Regions from separate parts of the Homo sapiens genome. Here region 2 is linked to region 1. A link is an interaction called in ENCODE POLR2A ChIA-PET data of the cell type or tissue named here. Cell type or tissue: PC-9. All regions are shown on one strand. Links, peaks and the distances in the headings refer to the core of each region. The heading gives the core; the rest is flanking DNA. Region 1 has its middle 68 kb from the start of SLC25A26. Region 2 overlaps MAGI1 (membrane associated guanylate kinase, WW and PDZ domain containing 1).

Evidence for each region. ChIA-PET counts read pairs that join two places held together with the same protein. Peaks named below come from ENCODE experiments on the same cell type or tissue, not always from the same donor. Only the 100,000 strongest peaks of a DNase experiment are listed, where the experiment ranks them.
Region 2: POLR2A ChIA-PET joins it to region 1 with 5 read pairs; 2 of 35 experiments call an interaction of 5 or more read pairs at or near these places.

The regions. Positions count from the first base shown.
Region 1 is chr3:66,150,727-66,156,114 of GRCh38, forward strand. It overlaps a transcript of SLC25A26 not described here. Among named protein-coding and RNA genes, the nearest start is that of SLC25A26, 68 kb to the right of the region's middle. In PC-9, for the core only: no CTCF peak of the experiment used is centred there; no DNase peak of the experiment used is centred there.
Region 2 is chr3:65,886,607-65,891,994 of GRCh38, forward strand. All of the region lies in intron 1 of MAGI1 (membrane associated guanylate kinase, WW and PDZ domain containing 1), which reads right to left. The region is part of intron 2 of MAGI1-IT1 (MAGI1 intronic transcript 1); the gene reads right to left. Among named protein-coding and RNA genes, the nearest start is that of MAGI1-AS1, 4.5 kb to the right of the region's middle. In PC-9, for the core only: no CTCF peak of the experiment used is centred there; a DNase peak (open chromatin) is centred at 2,875.

The DNA of each region.
Region 1 (5,388 bases), core at 261-5,260:
ATGAAGTAGCTTGTCCCCTGGACTGGCTGGACATTAGAAGTATAAGAAGTAGTAAATGAAGACATCTCTTCATCCATTCACAAAATCATCTGGATTTTTCAGGACTTATTGGATATTTGATAGACCCTCTGTTTTAGATTGCAGAGGCTGGTAGTGGGAACCCAGCTGCTCCTACTGTCTTTCCTTTGGGGTCCCTTTTGGGTGTCTGTGCCTGTATGGAATGGGGGACACATGGGGCAGGTGCCTAGCACTGTGCTATGTACTTACATAGTCACGTTCTAATGCCACACCGGGAAGCAGGTACTGTCCTTATGCTATTCTACAGACAAGGAAGCTGAGCCTCACTAAAGTTAAGGAACCTAGGCTAGGCTATTCACCCAACACATATTTTTTCACATCCTTCTCTGGGCCAGGGAATGCTGTGGAGTGCTGAGTGCAGAGTGATGACGATGTTACATGTAGTTCCTGCCATTGTGGCACTCATAGCAAAGAAGGTATGTGCCAAGTCAGCCTTACTCCACTACTCCATTCTGCCTACCACCTCCAATAACAAGCGGGCTGTGGGCATGCTAAGCAAAGCTGGTCTACTCTGCTAGGTTACGAGGGAAGCAGGGGGCAGGGAGTGGGGGAGATAAGAACAAAAGGCATTGGGAGCCCAGCTCAGGTTGTGTCTCACTACCAAGAGACGAGCTGGGCCATGCTAGCAAGCAATGTATTTAAATGCATCACTTGCTTTCTATTAGTTTGCGGTTCAAGGGAAAAAAATAACTCTAACTTGGCTTGTAATGTGTTACACAGCCTGACCCTTAGCCACCCCTTTAAGCTCATCATGAAGTTCCATGCCCAACTCTCTGCACCCCATGCTCTCTGTTCTTGTGGCAGCTCACTGGGTTAATCCTGCTCCTTTCTCCATGGAGGGACTTACACATCATCCTCTCCTTCTGACTTGGGTACTTTCCTCTTTACCATCCCCATCCTTCCAACACACCCTTCTGGTCTTCCTGGGGTAACTGTGCCTGACCACCCTGATCAGGCCTCATGTACCTCTCCAGTGTAGTAGTTACATAATTGGCACTTAACATTTATTTATGTGAATAAGTGATAACTGTCTCCTCAAATAGACAGTGAGCTTTTTAAGAATAGGGACTATTCCCCTCTCTCTTTTTTTGCTCACTTTTAAATATTTTAAATTTTGTTAAATTTATAAATGTAGTGCTAAATATATCTTTGTAGAATGAGTGAAAGAATGAATGGATGGATGAAATAGAGGTGTTACTGAGTATGTAACAGGGCATCTAATCAAATTAGGGAAGCCAATAACGATGTCCAGCTTTTGCTTATCATTGTCTCCCTATCACCTAGCCCAGTGCTTGAGAGATCCGTTATCTAAGCAGGTACTTCTAAAATTTTGATGTTTGTACCAGTCCTCGAAAATCTTGTTACAATGCAGCTTCTGATTCAGTAGATCTGGAGAGGAGCCTGAGATTCTTCATTTTAAACTGCTACCATGTGATTTTGAGGCTGCTGGCCCAAGGGCTACACTTTGAGTAGCAAGACTCTTAGCAATATAACATAGTTGCAAGAGGATATTAGCTTCGAGCAATACATCAATGAGGATGCTTTTGGTTGCAAGTAAGGGAAACCCCAGATCAAAATGACTTACTTAAAAAATAAGGGTGATTTATTTTGCAAATGAAGAGGCCTGTGACAGATTGGAATTCAGACACAATTTCACCAAGTCTCCAGCTCTGTTTCTCTGTGATTCTCTTGGTGCTGCCCTCCTTGGAGTGTCCTTTTCATTTTTTGGCTGACTTCCTTGATGGTGGCAAAATGATATCAGCTTTTCCAGCTGTCACATCTCCATATGGTATCATCTAGTGGAAATAAAATCATCTATTCCCCCAGCCGTCAAGAAAAGGTCTAGTCTTAACTACAATTTGACTAACTTAGGTTATATCTGGGGTAGGGTGGGAGGGAATTTGTAATTTATTTGGCTGACGTTGTCTATTTGCTAGCTTCAGAAGTGGTAGCTTATATTGTCCTAGCTGGGTCCTGATGGTACACAGGTGCTCAAGTAATCCCATCTTGTGCCTTGGGTGTTTGTACATTCCATGAAATCACAAACACATACATGGACCCTTGCCTTCAAGCATCCACCTAGGGCAGTGGTTCTCAACTCTGGCCGTTTAGAATTACCTGGGAAATTTTTACAAATATAGATGTCTAGATTTGTAAAATAAGTTTCCTGGGGCAGGACCCCAATGATCCAAGTTTTTAAAAGACCCTTGAGGGTTTCTAATGTGTAGTTAAGGCTAGGAGCCATTTACCTAAAACATACTTCTCACTCCCCAGAGGAGGGGATTTTCTGTTCCCCAGGGGCCATTTATCAATGCAATGCTTGGAGCTATTTTTGGTCGTCACGACCAAAAATTACTACTGATAACTTTTGGTGTTACTACTGATATCTAGTGGAATGGTGCTAAACATCTCATAATGCACAGAAAAATCTCTTTTCCCCTACACAAAGAATCACTGGGCTTAAAATGTTGATAGCATTGAGGTTGAGAACACTTGATCTAGAGGGACAAGATGTTAGAACCAGTTATTTATGTGCAATGTATTCGGGCATACTGATAGGAAAACACACAGTATAGAACCATGGTTTTCGAGCTTTATTGCCCTTAAGAATTAACAGGAGTGCCTGTTTAAAACGAAGTTTCCTGAAGCTTGACTCCCTGAAGTATAGATTCTTCCAGCCTGGAGTGGGGTCCAGTCATCTAGATGTTTAATCTGATAAAGTCGCTGCTGATGCAGGTGGCTCTGCAGACCGCGCTTTGAGAAACACAACCGCAGAATGCGCAGAATTTCTTTTAATGTGTGCTTTCAGGTGTGAACCCAGGCAAAGTCCAGAAATAGCATCACGAAAGGCAACATCTTGAGCCAGGAATGCAAGTCTCCTGGTGGAATTTCAGGCACCAGCAGTGGGTGTGGAGATATTTCGGGCTGCTAAAGCCCTGGCAGCTCTTCCCCTTGCTCCTTGCTGGGCTTGGTCTTGTAAAGCCAAATGAAAACCCCAGCTAGTTCACGATCTTGTCTTCTTCCGAGGAAAGATTTGTCTGAAGACAGTGTTACTGCTTCCAAAGCACCGAGGGAGCTCTGGGGGTTTTATTGACATTCGTTTTCACAGCTCTGAGAAGGTTATTTCTATCCTTTCTGTCCGTAATGTGAGATGATAGGGGAGGAAAATAAGATTCCGTCAGGAGTGCGTGGTTTAGCCGAGTCCTTTCACGTAATCGTGAGCTGTGATGAGCTTGGTTGATTCTGGTCTGAGCGTCTGGGAAGCTCTGTGACCAGGCTGTTTATCGTTTCACTGCAGTGCCTGAATATAAAACTCGGGCACCAGACCCTGGCTGTCTGGGCAATTTGGGTATGAGACCGCAGATCTCACAAACTTCAGCCATCCACCCTGTCTCCCTGCGAGACCCCGGGCATTTATACAGCACTGCAGATAGACCCGCTGAGACCCACACTGTAGTAGCTTCAGCAGAGGGAGCTGATTAAATTCCTCTTTCCTTTGCTGCTTGCATTGTTTTGGCAGAGATTATCCTAAAAATAGCACAGCCCAGTCCTGCCTGGATGCCTTCTGCCTCATTTCTGCAGGGTTGTACGATGTGTATTATTCTTCCACACTTACTGTCTCATGGAAGAGGCAATATTCTGTGGAGGAGGAAAATGAAAAACCCTGGGCTTTGGAGACAGAAGACTGCCTTTCAATTCTGGCTCTGCCTCTGTCCAACCTCGTTTTCTTTTTTTCTTTTTTTTTTTTTTTTTTGGTGACAGTCTTGTTCTGTCACCCAGACTGAGTGCAGTGACGCCATCACAGCTCACTGCATCCTCAACTACCCACACCATGCCTAGTTAATTTTTGTTATTTTTAGTAGAGATGGGGTTTCATCATGTTGCCCAGGCTCATCTCAAACTGCTGGCTCAAGCGATCCACCCGCCACGGCCTCCCAAAGTGCTGGGATTACAGGCATAAGCCACAGCGCCCGGCGGGCCTTGTTTACTTTGGATAAGTCACTTAACCCTGGCGAGGCCTAGTTTTACTAGCTTGCCTATAAAATGGGCATATTCTAAAACCAATCTCATGGAATCATTTTGAAGGTAAAATCAGATAAAGTATGTATCAGCTCTTCAATAAACAATATTATGAGTATTCCCTATTCTGAGCAGACCATGCTGTCCATCATCTCAATTATGGCTTAGGTGTCTTTGTTTAGCCCAACACCATTCCTGGTACATAGTAGGCAGCATGTGCTACAAAGTTAAATTCATTATGTCTCTTCTTGTCTTTATTTGATTAATAGCTGTCATTCCTGCTAGAATTCCACAAGGGCAGGACAGTGTCTAGTTTTTGCATATCTGTGTCCCTTTACCTTTTAGCCCAGAGACCAGCTCAATAAATACTTGCTAAATTAACAAATGAATGAGTGAAATATGTGGCCGGGCGTGGTGGCTCATGCCTGTAATCCCAATACTTTGGGAGGCCAAAGCAGGAGGATCACTTGAGCCCGGGAGTTCGAAACTAGCCTGGGCAATGTAGTGAGACCCTGTCTCTACATAAAAAAATAAAAAAATTAGCCAGATGTGGTGGTGTGTGCCTGTAGTCCCAGCTACTCAGGAGGCTGAGGCAGAAGGATCACTTGAGCCCAGGAGGTTGAGGCTACAGTGAGCCACTGTGATTGTGCCACTGCACTCCAGCCTGGGCGACTGAGCAAGACCCTGTCTCCAAAAAAAGGAAAGAAAGAAAAGGGAAGAAAAAAGAAAAATGCATTCAAGTCAGCAAATATTTTGAGGATGGCTCCTATGTGGTAGGATTTTGTCATTAGACATTATTTGTTTGCAAGAAATAGAAACCAACCAAACTAATGTGAATTGAAAGAAATAGCCAAGTCTGGAAGTATGTCTGGAAGAGTACAGCCAGGTCTCCAGGGACTAGGTGAAAAACTGAAAAACCAGCACACTCAAATCAGCAAGTTCACTTGCCCAGACTCTCTCGCTCTCTCCCTACTTCCCTCTTCTCCTCTCATCTCCTCACATCCTCTCTGCAGTTAGTTTTATTCTTCTCTTCAGTTGCATACAGGCTCCTCTGCTTTGATCATACATGAGACCAGACCACTCCACTCTCTCATTTTAAGCACTGACTTCGACTTAGGAACCAGAGTCTCTGAGTCCCAAACCCAAATTTCTAAAAAAATGATGAATGTCTTAGCATAGGGGAAGAGTCAATTCCAGGTACAAGTAGATGATGTTGGGGAGATAGGGAGGTCCTCTGATCTGCCCCTCACTGTTCAGGGGCTCCAGAAGCAGGGGCTCAGAGGGAAAGCC
Region 2 (5,388 bases), core at 287-5,286, 260 kb before region 1:
GAGACCTGCTCTCCTCTTGTCTCCGTCTCACTAGCCAGAATGCACAGGAGGACAATATCTCTATAATGACAGAGCAATATATGAGACAGAATCTCAGTCCCCAACCTTGCAGAATCACAGTAGCGTAGGACTGTTACATGGCTAGACCGTTACATAAGGTAGAAATGAACTTCTACTATATTGAAGCCACTGTGATTTGAGGTAACTGCTAATGCAGCCAAACCTATATGTTGGCTGATACACAGAAAGCTTGAACAAAATAACCAGTATTGAACCAGTAAACTATTAATTTCTCCTACCTGATCCTACACATCTCTTCTCCAAAAAACATTTCAGAATGGGTATACACCACTGTCATTTCTTAATAATTTAAGAAAATAAAGTACCTAGTTAATGTCAAAGGCTTCTGTGCAAACTCATAAAATACAAGGTGCACTTAAAATAAATATAAAATACTGATTAAGAATAGTCTAAGTTGAAACCAAGATTCTCAGACATGAGTAAAATAAGTATGTATGCCATCTCAAAAAAAGATTCCAAAGATCATATGCATATTTTTATCTGTATAGAAAAATTGAAAAAATATATCCCAAACTGGTTGCCTCTGGAGGATTAGAATTTTAGGTTGAGAACAGAAGGAGATAACAGGAAAAATTTAGTTTTCTACTTTATATTCCTGTGTTTTATTTGAATTTTTGCCACAAACATGTATTACTTTAGTAATACACAAAAACTACAAAAATAAAGCACATATTAGAACTCTGTACAGCAGACTGATACCAGAAAAAAAAAAAAAAAAGGGCAGGGGCAAGAGGGGGAAATAAGATTTCTATCTACAAATAAAACCACAGCCTTCTGAATTCTGGGATGTAAATTCATAAACCTGTAACTTCTACTGTGCATTAAAAAAAACTATAACATACCATAAAACCTGTATCTATTTCTTTAACTTCCTTACCTTTACCAAATACCACAATTTCTCTTAGACAGAGACAGTAAACATAAAACTCATGAAAAACTAAAGAGACAGAAAAATAAAAATTCTATGTCTGGTTAGGACGTTAATAAGCTCACAATCATAGGACACCACTATTATCTAAGGCACAGTGTTTTCAATTTGGATAGTAAGTCAGTTCATCTTTGAGCTTCGATCAATGTCTTAAAGCTTTCAAGACCACATGAGGATATGGTACATTGCCCATTATCTCACTTACTGAGTGACCTATTATTCATTGAATTTATTTCCACACAAGAGAACAGCATAGATACAGTATCCTAAATGATCATGCACATAAAACAAACATTAACATCATATTCATCGTTAGCAACTATTAGAACCTGTATATTACACTCTCAATAACTGACTGTATCATTCAAGTTGATATTAGTTCAATATGGTATATTCTGTGTTTCATAAAGAACCTATCACCAAACTAAGATTTTTTGAGATCAGCAAAACCCAATCTTTATAAAAGGTGCCCAGTTGATTAGCGAAATTACCTTCTCTCTACTGTGAAAACAATTCCCACTATCCAACCTGATGGTAAGAAAGCTGCTACATAATTGTGTGTGAAGGCCCTGAACTTCAAACATTCCTAGAACAGATTTTTCCTAATGGTGACAGGACTTAAAATCTAAGAAGCCATATGAAGCATCAGAACCCATCTCAATAACTTTACAAAAGCACAAGAATAGTCAAGGAGAGGTTGAGAAAGGAAGACTATGTCTTTCATCTTCAGAGTCAGAGCCAAGGGAAGTACTGAGCAGGGAATTAGTATATGTCTAGCATTGGCAACCAAAGTATTCAAGAGGCCCATTATAAACCTTTATGTCCAAAAGAATTCCTATGAGGCTACGTTAAGAAGAAAAACATGTTGGAATACATTGCAAGTTACCACTGGCAGATGTTAAGAAAATAAAATTATACAAGTAGTAAATGGGATAAAATTTTTAATGACATTAGAAATGAAAGGAGATTTAGAATTAAAACTAGCAACTGGATTCACAAGTCTTAAACACACACATATACACAAGTACATACACATTTAAGAATCTTTAAGATTTTTTTTAAACACTCAAAAATGAAATACTGAGTTTAAAGAACTAAAAGCTTTAATTTCTCCTTTCTAAAAAAAAGAAAAAAGCCAGAAGACTGGCCAGGATGCCCAAGACCTTCCAATTCAATGCTCCCAAAAACTATGAACCACAAAATCTGACAGATGGAAAATGGTTATTCCAAGGGGTTTGGGATTCTACAGGTACACCAGAAATTATCTGTGCGCTAAAAAAATGTGAGTAAAAGTATTTTCTATAATATACAGATGCCATATATGTGTGTATGTTTATGTATATATTTATATATGTGTGTATGTATACATATGTAACAAATATAATATTACAAAGATATAATGTATAATGACCTCTATAGGCTAGTACTATTCATTATCAGATTCATAGCAGTTTTCCAAAACCAAGAGACGCTAAAAGTACAACTAATATTAAGTAAGCATCTGTGAAACTTTCTGAAGCATAGCCTCTAAAAGACTGAAACCACCACACTAATCCAGAGTGATCCTTCAGTTGACCTGGCTGATATAATGTCCATGGGTCAGAGTGAGATGGCTGAATTAAATAAGCAAAGAAAGTAATCATCTGATATGTAGGAGAGAATGTGGGCAAGGAGATGGGAAAGATCCATCACTTTAAAAAGGCAAGAACCCCTTCTGTTTCTGTCTTTTTAGAAGACCAGTTGCTGCTACATATTTTGTATCTGCACAGACTTTTCTCTTCTGGGCTTAGCGACACACTCAACATTTTCAGTACAGAGTCATGATTCTCTGTTCTCTCCTCTATTCAGCTACATCATGAGTCATAGTAATGACTATTCTTGAATACCACTGGTGACGTTCAAAAAATTCTAAGCTCATGCCAACCAACTTTTGAACATCTGTGAGGCAGGGGAGAAATACTCGCCTAAAAGCTGCTGCCAGAAACAGTAGTCTGCATTCCAAAGTCAGTGCAACACAGGAGTTTAACTTGGGAGGCCTTAACATAACAGTAAGTAACACAACAGTGAAAGAATCTGTACTAATAAGGAAAATAATAATGTCAGTTACCATCTATTGAGAGCTACTATATTGAGAAAATTTACACTCATAGTATGGGGGCATGGGGGGTTGTCAGGTAAGGCTTCCTGGAGGGGGAGCCACCTGAGCCAACACCAAAAAGATAAGCAGAATGTACTGGTATATACAGAAATGTATTGGTATGTGTTCACAACAGAGAAGCATGAGGATGCTGCCACATGTATGAAGATGGTCACTGCAGTGTTCCTTATAAAAGCCAAAGCACACAAGCAAGCTTTGTGCCTTTCAACAGATTGTTATCTTAATGTCTACCTCATGCTGTTCACAGAAAAAAATAAAAGTGGGCAACCAGTTTTTAGCTCCAGATGACATTAAAAACTCATGATATGCCGGCCAGTCGCGGTGGCTCACGCCTGTAATCCCGGCACTTTGGGAGGCCGAGTGGACGGATCACGAGGTCAGGAGATCGAGACCATCCTGGCTAACACAGTGAAACCCCGTCTCTACTAAAAATACAAAAAAATTAGCCGGGCGTGGTGGCGGGCGCCTGCAGTCCCAGCTACTCGGGAGGCTGAGGCAGGAGAATGGCGTCAACCCAGGAGGCGGAGCTTGCAGTGAGCAGAGATAGCGCCACTGCACTTCAGCCTGGGCGACAGAGCGAGACTCCGTCTCAAAACAAAAAACAAACAAACAAAAAAACTCATCATATGCCTTCCCAACTCACACACAGGCACACACACACACCGAGGAGGTCAGAAACATGTTCTTGTGCATCCAACTTCAAAACATTAAGCTTTATAAAATTCAACAATATTTTTCTCATTTCATGTCTGAACAAGGCCCAGCACAGATCCAAGGACCAAAATTTCCCAAAGGACTTGCAAGAACATTCCAACTTTAACACCACATCCAACGCAAACACTTCTTTAAAAGAACGAGCAGATTCACATAGCCAAAAACTCAGGAGTTGAACAAGTCACAAAATATCAGCCCATCCATTTATAAGAGGTACAAGTTGAGAACCACTATGGTTGAAGGATCTTGCCCAAGGCCAGTCATACAGCTGGAATGGCAACCCAGATTCCAATTTTAGAACTATCCCAATAAGCTACATTGATTGAACTCCTCCTATTGTACTTGTCAATAGACAGCTGGAACAGCACAAAACATTAACTTGGAAAGAAAAACAAAAATAAAATGTATCGCCTCGTTTGTTTAGACAACAAAACCTATTCCAGCCTGGGCAGTGGTTCACACCTCTAATCCTAGCACTTTGTGAAGGCTGACAGGCAGGAGGATTGCTTGAGGCCAGGAGTTCAAGACCAGTCTGGGCAACACGGCAAAACCCCATCTCTACAAAAATTACAAAAATTAGCCAGGCACGGTGGCATGCACCTGTAGTCCTAGCTACTTGGGAGGCTGAGGTGGGAGGATAGCTTGAGCTCAGGAGGCAGAGGATGCAGTGCGCCATTACACTTCAGCCTGGGCGACTGAGTGAGCCCCTGTCACAGAAAAACACACACAAAAAAAAAAAAAGGAAAGAAAGAAACCAATAACAAGAAGAAAAAAACTATTCTAATGGGTTTGTAACATGGACAACTACTTGCTCTTTAAAGAATGAGACAGATAACTGTAATGGTAAGAAGTCATTTACTGAGCACCTATTACAAATCTGGTAATATGCCAGGCGCTACCACCCATCACTGACCAATCACTGAACTAGGACTTAGGTAAGCACCATCAATAAAACCCTTAAAGCACAACGGGAAGAGAAGCCTGGGCTGCTAGCACAATAAGCCCCAACAAACTAAAATGTTAGATTAAGGGACAGAAGTATTTTCTACTTCATAAGTTAATTATACATTACCAAGGTTACTTTTCCCCACTATTTTGCAGGAGTCAACGTGATACACAATATAACCAAGGGTGACAAAAGCAACCATACTCCAAAGTATTCAGCAAAATACTTGACAAGCAACATGCATGACAATAGCCCTAAGGTGTTGGAAGACTGGGATACAAACCCCTGTTGTCTGGGGCCTGTTGTGGGGTGGGGGGAGGGGGAGGGATAGCTTTAGGAGATATACCTAATGTAAATGATGAGTTAATGGGTGCAGCACACCAACATGGCACATGTATACATACGTAACAAACCTGCACATTGTGCAAATGTACCCTAGAACTTAAAGTATAATATATATATATATATATATATATATATATATATATATATATATATATATATATATACCCGTGTTGCTCCAATTCAAATTTGTGACAAGTAACCAGTTATTATAGGATT